Linked DNA regions of Mus musculus: region 2 is linked to region 1. Evidence: chromatin loops called from intact Hi-C (ENCODE). Cell type or tissue: left cerebral cortex. All regions are shown on one strand.

Region 1 (8,000 bases):
AACAGGAACCTAGGAAGGACATGACAATCAGGGATATTCTGCATGGAAGACTGAAGAGACTTTCGAGCTGCCCATTCCAGCTGAGTGCCAAGTCAGGGTATCACAATGATGCTCAATCCTCACCTTTCAGCTCTTTTGGACACCAGGGGAGGCCACGAGACACTCCATAAGCCTCAGTCCGGGCAAACCTGCCCAACTTTGCATGACAGGATCCCACCTCACAAGCAGACACAATCAGCTCCAGCCCAAGTCTCTATTGTCCTGGCCAGAATAGTAGTTGGAGGTGCCTAGGAGCTGCACAGCCCTTGACAAAGCAAATTCCTACCCCCAGACCACAGGAAAACCCACAGACAACCACAGCTAGGGCCACAGGGCAGAGCATGTCTTGCTGACATACTCTGAATCCCAGCCCTTGGTCTGCCATACTCCTCCCCCAGTATCTTTGCAGGGATATAACTGAATGAGAACCCAGAAGAATGTTTTCTGACCCAGCGAGGGACCACAGACAGCCACACACACCCCAAACCCAGTAACCCTGACACCAGGCTAGCCAGCCCTTACAAGAAGGGAGGGGGCGAGAACAAGGAGTTTGGATGGGAGGAATTCTGACGGGCATGGGACACAGGGAATCCAGTCACCTTCCTGAACTAGAGGTACATGGTCAAGGGGACACCCTGAGACCTTTCTGAAAGATGAAGGCTAAAGGATGGTAGGGGGGAGAGAGCGTCTGGCCAAGCCAAGAGAGTGACTTGCTGTGGGAGATCTGGCCTCCCTTGGCCTTACCCACTCCACCTCCAGCCTCCTTCAGAGGGCTTATGCCAAAAGCTCTGCACCTGCATCTGCCCTAACCCAGCAGGAGGAAGCACTCCTCCCTACACTTCTTACCTCTGGGGAAGCCGGTGCCTTCAGGGCAGACTCTGCTCTACTGCTGAGGGTGCTGCCTGCCCACCCTTCACCAGCGTAGCAGAGAAAGTTGCCAACTCATGGAGGGCCCTGGTCCCAGAGCCTCTAGGACTTTCCCAACCCCATATGCCCATATGCTCTCTGACCAGCTGCCCCACACCCAGCCACACAACCAGACCAGAGGTCAAGACAGCCTCTAGCACCTAGTTGTCACTCTTCCCAGGTCTTGTTTCCCCACTTGCATAAGAACTCCCATAAATCTACACAGCCCAGTTGGCTGATGTCCAGCTCTGGCTCTTTTAGTTCATGAAGGTGACTGGATTCCCTGTGTCCCGTGCCCGTCAGAATTCCTCCCATCCAAACTCCTTGTTCTCGCTCTCTCCCTTCTTGTAGGGGCTGGCTAGCCTGGTGTCAGGCTCATTGTCCAGTAGAGGCTGGGTTAACCCTATAAACCCAGCAGATGTCCAAGGATTAGCAAGAGCTGCCACACTCTAACCCCTGAGGGCACATGACAGGAACTTCTGACCACACCCATCTATCTACTCAAGCTATCTACCGAAACCCGCTTCAGCCATTTCCCACCTTCTCTTCCCAAGCAGAGGCAGGTAGGTAGAGGACCCTGCAGAGGACAGGAAGCTGTATTTGAATGTGGGTAAGGGCCAAGGAAAACAGCAGGCACCAAGGCCAGCTAAACAGGGCATTGGGGTACAAGATGGGATGGCTGGGGAGAAGCTGGCAGAAAACTATAGCTGGCAAGGCTAAGAAGGCTGCCCTTCCTTGAAATAGACCTGGTTCTTTCTGGCCAGCCCCCTGTGTCATCCCCTCACACCTTAAAATGTCTCTCCTCTGGCTCCCACAACCCAGCCTGCTTCATGGCCTGCCTCAGAGAGACCAACCAGTCTCCAGCTCCTGGAGACCAGAGTCCCAGACCCTCATTCTACAGAAAGCCTTGGGGTCTGGGATAATACCTTGTGGTTCACTACTCTAGTCAGGAGACCGGGTAAGGCCTGGGCTCCTGCTCAATCTTCTGCTCCCTGGGACATCTCCTGTGTCACCCAGGATTCCTCCACCCTGAGCACTCTCGGCTGGCTCAAGATCCAGCCAGGACTTCACCCCATAACAGACAAACAAACGGCAGGTAGCAAGAAAAGGTGTCCAACAGAGGACACAGTGGAGCCAGGCCACCAAGGGAAGGACTTCTTTCTGGCTCTCCCCTGCTGACACGCCACCCTTAGCTAGAAGCCTCAGTCATTCAGAAGACTCAGAACACCAGGATCCCACAGCTTAGGCCCTCTTGTGCCTGAAGGGGAAGAGGGAGGGAGTAGGCAGAGTTGGAGAATTCCAGAACTCACCAGGTGGCTTCATGTAGTACTGCTCAATGTCAGCCATGTCCGTGTGCAGCGCACACTCCAGGTAGGCCAGAATCACCTTGCGGCTGTAGTAGTAGCGCAGGGCCAGGAGCCCGGCCGGCACCAGGCATGTCAGCAGCAGTGAGCGGGTCACAGCAAAACAGAGGGCTGCAGGCAAGGGGGCACAGGTGAGGTGGCAGGTGCAGAGAGGCACGCGGCCAGGCTGGACATGGGTAGGTCCCACGGCACCCGGAGTCCAAACCACCTTGGTAAATCAGTGCTTAGGGGTGCTCCCCACCAGGGACTGTTTCTCTGTGTAGGAGTCATGGCCGCAGTCCCTCTCTACGCTTCCTCATTTCCAAGCTCTCTGGCGTAAACACCTGCTACCTTCACAACCTGAAACAAAGGTCCACAATACAGCCTAGGCCAGACCAGTGCTGGTCAGCCCTTGGTTCCCCCAGTTTCCAAAGGGTCTCTTGCCTACTCCACCTAGCCTGGTGCTAAGTCAAAGAGCTGGACAGAGACACCAGGACACTGCCTATGCAAGCAGGTCATCCTGCGCCGGGCTGAGAAGGCACCCAACTAGAGCCCTCCCTGGGCAGCTTCAGAGCCCACTAGGCTGTCAGAGTCGGGCGACAAGCACCACACCGTTTCCAACTTCATTTGTGCTGTGGAGGAGGAAAAAAACGCACAAGAGCAAAAGTTGTCTCCTCCGAATGACCTTGGGTGAGTCGCCTCAAGCTCCTCATCTGCAGAATGGGATGGCATGGAATGGGAGGGGGTGTGCTTCAGACAGCAGAGGGTATCCTCCCTGTATCCCTGGCTCTGGCGAACAGTCTCCCTGGCTCCCCGCGGAGCTGGCTGTCTTCCCGTCATAAATTAGCACTTGAGCCTCAGGCGGCCTCCCCCGCCCAAAGATTATATATATAGTTGTCGCGCCGGGCCGCAGCTGCAGCGCTACCTGCCCTGTCACGCCGCCCCCACCCGGGATGCCCCGCGACGGAAAGAACGGGCGCCGCGGACTGAGTTGCCAACCCTGTGTTTCCCAGTCCGCAGCGCCCTGCACTCAGCCCGCGCTGGTTCCCACGCCCGGCCCAGGAGCCTTGGCCGAAAGCCCGGAGCGCTGCGCCGCTGGTGCAAGCGGGTCTCCTCCCAACCGGTCCAGCGTACCGACGCGGCACCGGGGCTCCGAGATGGGAACCCAGAAGGAAGGCAAAGAGAGTCAAGCGCGACGGTCCCCGGAGGGGTCCGCTGGACCCGCTGGAGCCGGGCCGGTGCGGGACTGCCGCAGCCCCGCCGGCCCCCCGCCCCCCGCGGCGCACTGACCGGCCAGCAGGGCGTAGAGCAGTTGGGTGCGCGGGTGCTGCCGCAGGCCGCGGAAAGCCGTGTTGGGGATGCGCTCCAAGATGCCGTCGTAGAAGATGCGGCGCGCCGCCTCCTGCTCGGCTGCGCGGAACTCGCGGATGCACACGCCGCGCCCCTCCGGCGGCCCCGCGCCCCCGGTGCCTCCGTGGGGCTGGGGACCTGCCGCGGGTGGGGGTGCGGCGGCCGGCCCGGGCGCGGCGGGCAGCGGGGGCCACATGGCTCCGGCGGCGACGAGCAGCGCGTCCTTCTTGGCCCCCGGCAGTGCCTCATGGTCCTCCGTAGCCACGATCTTCGTCTCGCAGACCATGTCGGGAGGCCCACAATGCATGCACCCGGCCGGGCGGCGCAGCGCGAGGACGCGAGCCGGCGGCAGCGGGCAGAGCCCGAGCCCAGGGCAAGGGCGCGGCGCCCTCGGACCCGCGGCGGCAGCGGCGGCGGCAGCGGCTCAGGGGCGCAGGGCGGAGGCGGCGGGCGGCCGGGGCGCGCGCAGGGAGCTGCGCCGCATTTTGGAGAAGTATTTATAATGCAGCGGCGCCGGTGCAGTCGCGGCGCCCGGGGTCCCGCAGGGTCCTAGCGTCCACTGCATTGGCTGCCGAGGGTCACCATGTGATCTCGGGGGTGGGAGCAGACGCCGCCTCTGCGCCCGCCCGATGGCACACTTGGGCTGCGTGGCTGGCGGACCGCGGGAGCACGGAGGGGCCGAACGGAGAGCGTGCGAGGAAGTGGTCCTCAGTGAACGACAGCAGGGACAGGGTGCTCAGAGAGGCGCTGCGTAAGGGGCTTGAGGCTCGCCAGGAGGTCGGAGAGTGATGGACGCCTCCTACCCCGCCCCTGAGCTCCCGCAAAGCTGCCGCTGCGCTCGGACCTGCGTTCCTGCAGCAAAGCGTCCTCTTCTTCCGCGGCCGCTGGCAGTAATCACGGAAGTGTCTCCATCTCCCACCCCTTTGTCTGTACGCGGCGCCCGGCCGAAGTCCTCGTGAGGGGCCCCGTGTTCCTTTGGCAGGCGCCCTCCGAGCCCGCGGCCGGGGCCGAACGGACTGAGAGAGTGAGGACGCGGCTGAAATGTGGTTTGATGCACGCGCTGCCTGACAGCCGAACCCCACCCCACTCCAATCTGACACCCGACCGTTCCCGGCAGCGGACCTGCGGAATTGCAGGACCCCTCCCGGCTCGGCCCCCGCCTTCCGCGGTCCGCGCATGCGCCCCGTGGCCTTGGTGCAGGTGCAGCGGGGGCTCGCTTCAGAGCCGCGGTCTCACAGTCCCCCGGAGCAAGACGTGCAGACGCAGCAGACAGGGCGCGCATGGAGTGGGGAATGCGTAGTGGCATATCCACTTTCCTAGGTCACGGGAATGGGCACCCCCAAAGCCGAATCATCCTCGTGCTCGCGGAGACCCTCTCCGGGCCGGAGGACCCTCAGTCTGCGTTATGCCGCACCATTGTTGGAGCCAGCAGAACGGCTAAGGTCACCTAGAGACTGAAGGGGCCTGTCTCGCAAATGGAACCTGGGAGTAGGGTAATCAAACAGCCAGGGTTGTCAGCACAAGGGGACTGAGAAGGAGAGGGTCAGGCTAGAGAGGATTTTCCTCACTGTTTTCGAGACACGGGGGCGGGGGAGTGGGACTTATCTGGGTCCCAGAGGCGACCTTCCTGGACACTGATGCTAAATCTCTCAATATTTCAAAGGAACTCACTGATAGTATCTGAACAGGCCGGGGCACCGACTAGCCACATTGACTTCTCCTGAGTCCCGAGGTTGGCTGGGTGGTCTGCAGGACCAGTGCCGGCCTGTAAGGGCTGAGGACAGTCAGGCAGAAGGGCCCCGAGGAAAGTGAGGCTGAGCATTGAGGACCCATCTGGTGGAGCCAAGAAGTTCTGACTCAGGACCCTAGGTTTGCGGGTCACTGAAGCCTGTAAGCCTTAGAAGCAACAAAATGGTCCGGTGCCTATAGGGTATCTCTCCACACCCCTGACCAGAGTTGCTCCTTCGTCTTTCTGCACCTCCGGGCCTAGGGGATTTGCAAGACTCACATCAGCGCGACCAGAATCCCCCTCAGTTCTGCAGAGCACCCATTCCCTGGTCTGCCTAACCATTCCTTCCATTGCCCCGGTCCTCCTATAATCATTTGCCCACCCCGCCCCCGCCCCCATGGCCATGATGGTGGCCTGCGCTATAACCAACACATCGGAACCGTCTGAAAGCGTGAAGGGGCCAAGACTGGAGCCCAGGGTCTTGGAGACTTAAAGATACTACCCTAGGAGTTGCGCAGACAGCAGGACAATCCATGGCCCTGTTTAGCCCTGTTCCTCCTTCCTGTCGTGGGGCGCCCTCTGCCGTTCTCCCTTAGGCCATTCCTGGGTGGCATCAAGGTCCTCTTTAATAAAGCAGCAGCCTAGAGCCACTCTACCTCTCCCGAGCTCCCCACGATGGCTTACACACTCCTCTGCCTGGGTGTGTAGGAAGACTCAGGAGACCCAGCTTGGCTTCCTCACATCCTGCAGCTGAATGCACCTTCCAGGAGCCTAGAAGTGCCTGCCTACAGCCTGGCAGGGGTAAAGACGTCTATCAAGATTTCAGAGACAGAGTGGGGACGGGTGCCCTGGACCCTACACCTGAACATTCATGGGTTAGGAATGCTTCCTTAATAGGGCAGCCCTCCAACCACGGTGTGTTCTTTAAGGATGTTGGGTAAAGAGGACTTATCCTTGCCTGGCATGGCTGCCCCAGGGTCTGTTTGGGGAAGAAGAACCCCATACTGAAAATGTAGAGAAAAAGGAGTGGGTAGTGGGAATATCCACAGCCAAGGTAGTCCTGGGAGATGGCCCTGGGCTCGATGCTGAAAGCTATAAACCACTGGGGACTGGGGGAGGACAGGAGCCTTTAAGAGAGCAGGAGAGCCCAAAGCACAGAGAAGAGAAACAGGCTCAAAAGCCGCGAAGAGGTGCCACCAAAATGGGAATTCTGCAATAATATTTCCAGGCCAGAACTTCTGGAGGTCCAGACTCAACTCCCTCTGAGTTTGAAAGAAAGAAAGGGAAGAGAGAGAGAGACAGAGACAGAGACAGAGACAGAGAGAGAGAGAGAGAGATGCCTCCAGACAAGCTCAGGCATTCTAATTGAGATACTTCTAATTGAGATAATATTTTATGTAATTCTTATCCTAGAAACTAGACTTATGAGCGATATGATTCAGAACAATGTCTCTTTAATAAAGCATTAAATTTTGCACTGTCATGCATTCATATACAGATTGGCAGCCAAACTTCATAATGTGAAAGTGATGTTTCTAGTATTGATTTTAAAGAGAATAAATTGTTTTAAAATTGGATTTTGCTTTTTCAAAGTTGTAGATATTATTCTAACGTTGCAAAAGAAACTTAAAAATTATGGTTAAAATTGCCAGTGTTCCATTGACTGCAGCTTGCAGTTTGATCACAAGCTTAAGATTTTTAACTCACCCATATATTGTTAATTAAGATTATTACAAGAGTAATCATCTTATGAGAGTGCTAATGCAGCTCATTTCGGCCATCCAGCCATACAAAGCAAGGCAGACTTATAGATATATTTGTCTTTGTACAGAAATTAGACCCTCATACAATCAGTTTGGCTATGGTTGCAGCCTGGCAGGATACTACAGTACAAGCAATTTTTTCACAGCACTAAAGTTATAAAGAACATTTAAACTATAAGTCGTTTTAAGAAAGACTGTCCAAAATTAGAGGTATAGACAGACAGATTGTTCCCCTAGAATCTGTCCTTGTACTGGCTAGTTTTGTGTCAACTTGACACAGCTGGAGTTATCACAGAGAAAGGAACTTCAGTTGAGGAAATGCCTCCATGAGATCCAACTGTAAGGCATTTTCTCAATTAGTGATCAAGGGGGAAAGGCCCCTTGTGGGTGGGACCATCTCTGGGCTGGTAGTCTTGAGTTCTATAAGAGAGCAGGCTGAGCAAGCCAGAAAAAGCAAGCCAGTAAGGAACATCCCTCCATGGCCTCTGCATCAGCTCCTACTCCCTGACCTGCTTGAGTTCCAGTCCTGACTTCTTTCAGTGATGAACAGCAATGTGGAAGTGTAAGCTGAATAAACCCTTTCCTCCCCAACTTGCTTCTTGGTCATGATGTTTGTGCAGGAATAGAAACCCTGACTAAGACAAATTGGTACCAGCAGAGTGGGGTATTCCTGTGACAACCTGACCATGTTTTGGGGAGGACTGTGGAAGGACTTTGGAACTTTGGGCTTGAAGATCCATCCTTTGTTAAGAGCTCTGTCAGATGTTGTGTAGGAGCTTGGAAGATAATGTTGAGAACAGTGCAGAAAATGGAGGCCTGGCTTGTGAAATTTTAGAGGGAAAATTAAAAGACTCTTTTCAGGACCATTGT
Region 2 (8,000 bases), 190 kb before region 1:
GCCTTCTAGTAGTTTCTCATCACTGTGTTTGTGTGTGTGTGTGTGTGTGTGTGTGTGTGTGTGTGTGTGTGTGGTGGTGGTGGTGGTGGTGGTGGTGGTGGTGGTGGTGGTAAAGCGGCCCTTTCTCATACTGGACCCAAAGCTCTTTGGTCAATTCTCCAAATGTCCCAGAAATGGGTGCTAGAGCCTCATTCCTAGTCAGAGAAACAGAGGTAGGAAGGCCAGTTAGGGAAAGGCCAGGCAGATCAAAGACCTGTTATCCCTGGTCATCTACCCAAACTCGGGGAGGCTCTATGTCCTTTCTCCTGGGTCATGCTGAATTTACCATTTGTGAGGGAAGATGGCACTGAGGACTTGGGCCAATGCAGTGGCAAGATGGAGGTGTCTTCCTTCTTACCACCTTGGACTCCACAGTTTCCAATTGGGAAAGTCTGGGCTCTGTCTATACAAGGCACTAGCTTTCTCTGGATGGGCCTGGCATGTCACAGTGACCTTTGATGAGGAAGGTGGTCTTGGTTGGCCAGCCTGATGCCTCCTTTCCCCAGATCTTGGGAACTTTGGGACACAGATGCACACAGGCACTGCTGGTGCCCCTGCCCCATCTGAAGGCCATGGGTGGAGAGACCCCTCTGGTCTAAAGGGGACAAACTTGCCCTTTGTACTTGCAAGCCACTTCCTGTTCTGAGCAGAGGCTTCCAGATCTCCCCTGGGAAGCCAGCTCATTCTGCAGCCTCCTTGAGCAGCAGGCTTGCTGTCCTGCCCCTGGGACTTCTCTAGAGCTGACTTTTACCTATCAGGTCACCACTACCCACTCCTCCCAGCGTTCACATGCTCTTGGAGAGGGAGAGCACTTCTGGCACAGGAAAGTGCTTTGTCTTGGATGCAGCTGGTGGGAGCTAGTGTCCCCAGTTGAGATTAAAAATTTCCAAGGCTAGGAGGCTATTCTTGTGCTCCACTTCAACACACCACAGCATCCCATCCCAGTAGGAGGAGGGAGCAGGCTGGGGAGGTCAGGCTTGCCTTAGCACTTAGAGGCAACTCACCAGCCTGCCAAAGCAAAGGTGCACCCTTCAAAATGCTGGGCCCGCATGCTAAGCTCAGGGGCCCAAAGCTCAGCATTGAGCATGGGCCTCAATGCTCCAGAAAGATGGACACCCTTCTCCTTTACAGCTCTGGACAGCCCTGGCCCTGGAGTGATTGTGGGCTTGGTCAGAGAGGCACTTCAACCAATACTAAGGAGTTCTTTCAGTGTCTATACAGGACTGTTTATGACCGCATGAGGTTCCTCTTTTGTTTTTTTCAGGGCGCCATCAGAGCACCTGTTATTCTTAATCCTGCCCCACAGGTCAGACATCTGTGGCTCACACCCAGGCTGGGAGGGAGGTGGTTCTGGTTTCCACATTCCCAGATTGTTAACAGCTCTGGGTGTGGGAGCAGTAATCTCCATCTTTCTATTTCAAGGGGACACTGCAAGTTTCCTTATCTGCATATTGGGCATATGGAGAGCCACAAGGAAGTGTGCACAATGCATCCACCTTGGTCCTAAAGTAAATTCAATGCTAATAATCTTTGTTGTTTGCTACAGTACCTTCCTTCCATTTTAAGAGCTGCTATCTAGCCACCTTATTTCCCACAGAACTCTCCAGCCTGCTATTTTGTCCTCAACCTAATAACAGAGAGAGGATCAAGGGGTGGGAGAGGATGGATACAGAGGATGGTGTTAGGGCATCTTGAGCTGTCTGTCCCCCATGCATCTATAGGCCAGCATGAGGGCCTCGGGTCATTAGGGCCAGGAGTTTGCTGAAGAGTTCACCCTCTTGTCACCATAGCCTGGCTCTTGGCACGGCTCTACCCTCAGACCAAGCACCGCAAACAGACACTCACGGATCCCTCTTGCTCAGTAGTGTCAGTAGCTCTTGGTGCCTCTCCCTTAACCCTGGTGGCCTTCCTTTTTACTCCTGATGGCTGATCCTGCCTACTTTGGGTCTGACATCTGAGAGGCTTTTAGATTCCAATGGTCTGCGTCCCTGTCTCCAAGTTTTAGCCTTCCCTGAAGCCAATATTCCTGCCAGAGACAGGTGTCCTTTGCTGTTCTTTAGCGAGATCCCAGCGCCCGCCCCTATCAGGCCCCAAGCCTGGTCCTCCACCGAGACTATGGTACCAACTGACTCCGGGCAACAGGTCGTTGCGCACGACATGCATGGGCACGACAAAGCGCCAGGGCGCGTGTCCGCAGCGCATCCTGCCTGGTGTCTCCCGAGACACGGTCCACGTCCTCCTGGCCCCCGCGTAGGCCGGGCAGCAGTCCCACCACACAGTGCTTCCTCTCGGCAACCGGTCCTGCCCGGGCGTCCTCATTGGCCCCACGCCCTGTCACTGGCCATTGGTCCGCGGACTCAATTTACATAGACCGTTCTGGCCCAATCGGCGTGCAATGCCTACTTAACATGCACGATGGCCGCCAGTCAGCGAGCACTGGGGCTGGGCCACCACGTGCTGTTGCTAAGCTTGGGCTTCTAAATTGTTACTACTGGAGCCAGCCTATCCTAGCCAAGCTTCGCATCTGTCAACATTCTCAGCTCTGCCCGAGGCGTTCGGCCAGTCCCTATTGGGCAAGGCTAGACAAGAACCCGCCCCCTAAGCCGGAGCGCCCACACCTATTGGCTGCGTCGACTGCTGCTCGACTTATGTGTCAATTTGAGGGCCTGAGGCAGAGGGTGGCGGCCCAGCGCTGGAGTCCGCGAGTCGGGCTGGTGTGCCGCCAGGCGCGGGGCGTGCGGCGAGCAGAGCCGGCAGGAGCGCGCCGGGCAGCCGCCGCCGCCGCCGTCCCGTGCGCGGGCGGCAGGATGGAGCTGAACTCTCTGCTGCTGCTGTTGGAGGCGGCCGAGTACCTGGAGCGTAGGGACCGAGGTAGCCCGCGCCCCTTTGTGCCAGGGTGGGCGGGCGGCGGGCGGGCGCAGGGGGCCGCTGACCGCACCGTCTGTCCCGCAGAGGCCGAGCACGGCTACGCCTCCGTGCTGCCCTTCGACGGCGACTTCGCAAGGAAGAAAACAAAGACGGCCGGCCTGGTGCGCAAGGCCCCGAACAACAGGTACCGCCCCCAACCCCCACCTCCCACCCCCGCGCGCTGTGCCAAGCCAGCTCGGGTCGGCCCCACCCGAGTGTCCCCGTCCTCTCTGCGTCCCCAGTACAGTCCTGCGCGCACCCGGGCGGCCGGCCTGGAGGAGGTGCCGGCCCCGCCCGCGCGTCGCCATCTTCCCGCGGCCGCGCCTCCCCGCCGCCGTAAACAGTGCCACGCGTACAGCGGCCGCGCTCGCCGAGGGCCGTTCTGGACTTTTCCAGACCGGAGAGGAGTTGTCAGTTGGTGCCGACCGCTACTCCCTAGTTTGGGCCTAATTGGGGACTCCTCCCTCCCTTGCACTTCTCGGAGCTGGCTTTGCTCTTAGACCCAGCACCTTATCCCCAGGAGCCTGGACAGAGACCTCTCTCTGGCTACTTAAGCGTCCTGCGCAGCTTATTGACAAGGAAACTCCAACCACAAGCATAGGGCTGGCTTTGTCGCGAAGAGCTGCAGGGAGCTATTTCTCTCAAAAGTTCCAGGGCTCAACTACACTGTTTGCCTTGGCCTTGTGTTTGGAGGAAGCCCTGAAGCTGAGGTTTAGGTATGGCTAGGACTGCTAAAGGTTCCACCTTCCTGGCTGCAGTGGGATCCAGGGCACACCTGACACTGTCTAGGGGCTAACTTTGGCCCAGCTACTCCTGTGTGGTCAGTCTGAGAGCTTCCTTAGCAGGCTGGGGGCTTCAGGGCCCCTTGGCAGAGGGTGCGGCTCATTCCTGTGGCCTGTCTGTTCTTGGGAAACAGAGAGGCTGGCACAAGGACCCATTTCTGTGGTGTCCTAGGCCTGGCAAAGAACAGGTTGAATTACCAACGGCCTGAGTCCCAGCCCCTGGTCTCTTGCTTTGAACAGTTTGCAGAAGGACTTAAGTGTGTTGGAGGCCTCACTGCCCCAAGCTTCCACAGTGAGATGGCCTGGACCCGGCTTCTGTCTGCCCTAAACCCCAGGTTTGGGAGCTCAGCTTCCTGTGGCATGGAGTACCCACAGCTGATAGGAATGGTAGCATTCCTGAGCTGAGGCCCTTGAATGCTTCTGCCATATACACAAGTAAGAATCTGACCCAGCCTTGTAAATGAAGCCTTATTTTGACCTCCATTTTACAACCGAGGAAGCCAAGGCATAGACAGATTCAGTTACTTGGGTAGGGCTGCTTAACCACCCTGTTCCTGGATGAGGTCCTAGCCTTCCATCTTCTTCTGGGATGGGGAGAACTGGGTGCAAGGGGCAGGGGATGCAAAGGGCCTCTCTGACTGGACTTGGGTGCACCTCCCCTGAAGCTTCCTTGGACAGAGTGTACTCCTTCAAGACCTGAAGCCTTAGGGTGGCAGACACAGCCCTCCCCTCCCCAGTCACTGCTCAGAGGCTATTCTCAGCCAGCTCAGTTGAGAAGCTGGGATTTCAGATGTGGCAGGGCAGTTCTGAACCTTCTGTGTCCTGGCAAAATGAAGGACAGGCCCTGGTATAGCAGGCTAGGGTGAGTGATGGCTAGGTCTCTAATGGCAGTGACTCCATGGGAGGGTGCCTTTAGGGTCAAGTACTTTGAGAATATAAGCAGAAGGGTCAGATCAAGGTGGTGCCCAGGCAGCATCTGACACAACGATGGCCTCTCCTCAGGCACAATACCCCCCCTCCCCCCACGGGATCTCTGGACTCCGAAAGAGTTCCAAGAAAGGCCAACACACATGCTGCTAGAGTGGCCCTGTAGTCCAGGGATTGGGAGCTGGCAAGACAAGTAGTATCCTCTGGTGCAGGAGGTGAGGGGACTCCTCAATACTTAAGGTTCCTGCTGACCCTAGCCTGCTACATAAACTAGCAGACCTGTAGACCCAGTCAGGCTGCCATTTAGAGAACTGAAAGACAGGTTCTCCAGAGGACATCAAGGGGTTTCTGCACTGCCTTCTTGGCTCTGGTTGGCCTGTGGAGGGATTCTGAGGCTCTGGCCCAGCCTGAGTGACTAGCAGCAGGTTTTGGAAGAGTTGAGGAATCCAGGGCCAGAGGGAACATAGGTGAGCTAGTACCCTGATGGTGTCAAAGAATGATGGGCCAGGCAGAGTGTACACATTTTTTGGTAAAAGATCCCAGATCCAGGCTCTTAGAGCAGCAGAGGAAAGGACAGGTGGGCAACAGCAGAGCACAGGGAGGGCCTTGGTCTGGGTGTGTCCTGATCTTTCTGCTCTTAAGTGCAGCAGTCCGGGGACCTAGAAGCCTGTGTTGGTCTGTGACATTCCCTTAGATTGAGAGTCACTTGGAAACCTGAGTGTTCAGAACCTGTGGTCTGGGTGAATGGGCTTGGCCAGTGAGGTTCAAGCAGCCCATGGGGTCACTGTTCCCAGGGAAGGTAAAGTTGGTCTCAGGGTTACATATTCTATATAATGCAGTTCCTGAGAGAAGGGGGATTGGCCATCTTCTATGTCCTGCTATGTACCTACAGGCCCAGAAAGCATGCATTTCTCACAGATGCCCCCATAAGTTGACTTGGCTTTAAAGACTTTGTCCTGGGTATTTCTATCTGTAAGGCAGAGTGGCCACAGGAGGACAGGATCATCTTGTCTTCTGAGGGTCTGACCTTCATGTCGCATGCTCAGACCTGCCATTGGTTCTCTGTGTGTGGCTTGTATTACTTATAAGGACACAGCTGGCCTCAGATAAAGGGGAGCAGATGAAGGTGGCTGGGCATCTGGGTATCCCTGCCAACCAGAGCCACCATAGGCCTGTGTGGCCATCAGACCCTTAGATCTGCTTGTATTTCTGTGCCTTGTCCCCCATCCCATGTGAGGTTACCCTAGCCTTTGATAGGCAGCTGTATACCTGCCCTAGCTCTCAGCATCCAGAAATATCCTGGACCTAGATCCTCCTAGCCACTGTGTGAAGGCTCTTAGCTCTCTACAAAGAGCCACTGTTATTTGTGCTCCTGTTGTTGGGCCTTGGAGTGAGCCCTCTCTTTCTATCTCTCTAAACAGGTCTTCACACAACGAACTAGAAAAGCACAGGTAAGTGGTACCCCCATTCCCATATGAGCTACTTGATGTGACTGCCTCCTCAACCTCCCACATCGAAGGGGTACTTTTGCTGACCTGACCTGTCGGGGTTGCCAGACTATGCTCTAGGCTCTGGAAAGGCCAGTTCTAGAGGGGACTAGGGTCTGTTCTCAGGCAGTTTTGGATTGGCAGGCAAGGGCTGGGCTCAGGCCATATTCTTTGGTGTTTAGCTTGGGGTCAGAACTGGATAGGTACCAAGGACTTGGAGCTCCTTGTACTGGTAGCAGTCTGAGTTGGCTCCCTGGAAGAAGACATGGTGTGATTGGGCATGCCTAAGCCCCTTTGGAAACTTTGCTTCAGCTCTCAGTATCATGGCCTTGGTAGGGGATTCATTCCTTTTCCCCCTTCCCTCTGCCTTTTGGGGTCTGTTTTCTAAGGAGCTATGATGCTCTACATGACTGGAGCATCACTGGAGGAGAGCAGGCCCAGGCTTTGTCCCTGCACCCTGGCTCTTGTCAGCTCCTGGTATGGCTGGTGGCCCATAAGGCTACTTCACTTTGTCATTTGCCTCTTCCCTCTGTCAGTGGTGACAAGGTGTGGCTAAACCCTGGGAGTTGGGAGGTGAAGGAGATCCTTGTGGCTGCCAGCAGCAGCCTAAGTGGAAGCAGAGGTATTTTAGGCCAGGCAGCCCCATGAGCAGTAGACCCCATGCCAGAACCAGGGAAAGCCCCTGAGGGACAGCAGGCAATACCTCTCTCCTGACCTCTGCTTTTATCAATAAAATGGACAAGTTCTGTCTTGCCTTCTTGGTGTTTGGGGTGGGGGGTGGAGTACCTAACTCTGCTTCCTAGATGATCCCTCCTGGGTACACTGGAAAGGCCTGGAGCCCAGCCAGTTCTTTCCTTTTCCCCTCCCCCCTCCCCCATGTCTGCGCCCAGTGCAGCGCCAACTTCCGCTCTCCCGGGATTCAGGACTCTAGTTGGGGCGGGTGGCTGGGCAGGGACAGAACACCATGTTCCCAGAGGAGATGCACTTCCTGCAGTGGCTTGTGTGTTTGGGGGGTTCCCAAGGGGCCAGGCCACAGGGATGGAAGCCAGAGTGAGGCAGGCTTGGGGTTGCTCCTAGGACAGAAGAGATGAACCCACCTTGTCCAGACTCAGGAACAATGTCCTGGCCTGTGTGAGGACAGACTTCCTGGAAGCAGTGTTTGGGAGGACACCTGATAGTGAAGACAGATGAGGAGTGCCATGGAGGCAAGAGTGGGTAGGAAGCAACCTCTAGGGAGGATAAGGGCTGACCTCTGACCTCTGCAGACATCTGTTGACCTTAGTCTTGGTCTTTGCCATTCTTCATAAGCCTATAGTTAGACTGGGTCTTATAGAGGCTATTAATTTAAGACGGGGTAGGATTTTCTGGGCATCCTGGGCCTCTCTGACACCCAGGGTGTCAGGGTCTTTCAGGGTAGGGTCTTTCTACCTAGCTGACTGGGCCATAGATGTAGACAGCTCTGAGAAGTCCAAATGTCTGGGGCTTGGGCCCTGGTAAGGACATCAGTCACAGCTGGCTATAGATCGATGCCAGGTGTTCCTGGATGCTGGCTGAAGGAAGGGCTGTGTGTTGTCCTGAGGAAGGAAGGAAACACCTGGCTAGCTGCCCAGAAGGCCGTAAGAGGCATACCCTGGATGCTGCCTTCACTGGAAGTGTCTGTCAGAGAGACTCAGGTGGGCCTGTGGGACTTCCCCATTCGGAGCTTTGAACAGTACCCACCCACCCTACCCACTACCCCTGTAGATCAGTATTTCTGGTAGATTTGCCATGGTGGCACTAGCTGCTGACCTCAGGGCCTGGAAGCCCTCCTAGACTCAGCTCTAAGTTTTGGTCTTTAGTATTGATGAGAGCTGCAAGT

What was found. Peaks named below come from ENCODE experiments on the same cell type or tissue, not always from the same donor. Only the 100,000 strongest peaks of a DNase experiment are listed, where the experiment ranks them.
Region 2: a loop joins it to region 1, with 6 times the contacts of the local background. A loop is called at or near these places in 4 of 42 quality-filtered maps.

What each region holds. Positions count from the first base shown.
Region 1 is chr5:33,992,789-34,000,788 of GRCm38, reverse strand. Nat8l (N-acetyltransferase 8-like) reads right to left here and starts at 4,805. Exons shown (of 3, transcript NM_001001985.3): 1 at 3,579-4,805; 2 at 2,256-2,420; 3 at 1-9. The coding sequence starts at 3,945. In left cerebral cortex, CTCF peaks have their summits at 3,382, 3,583 and 5,958 (motif pointing left); DNase peaks (open chromatin) are centred at 4,224, 4,779, 5,298, 5,958 and 5 more places; H3K4me3 peaks cover 4,336 bases; H3K27ac peaks cover 3,043 bases.
Region 2 is chr5:34,182,420-34,190,419 of GRCm38, reverse strand. It overlaps Mxd4 (Max dimerization protein 4), which reads left to right and starts at 2,710. Exons shown (of 6, transcript NM_010753.2): 1 at 2,710-2,910; 2 at 2,992-3,091; 3 at 6,077-6,106. The coding sequence starts at 2,847. In left cerebral cortex, no CTCF peak of the experiment used is centred here; DNase peaks (open chromatin) are centred at 1,367, 2,536, 3,270 and 3,621; H3K4me3 peaks cover 3,000 bases; H3K27ac peaks cover 5,420 bases.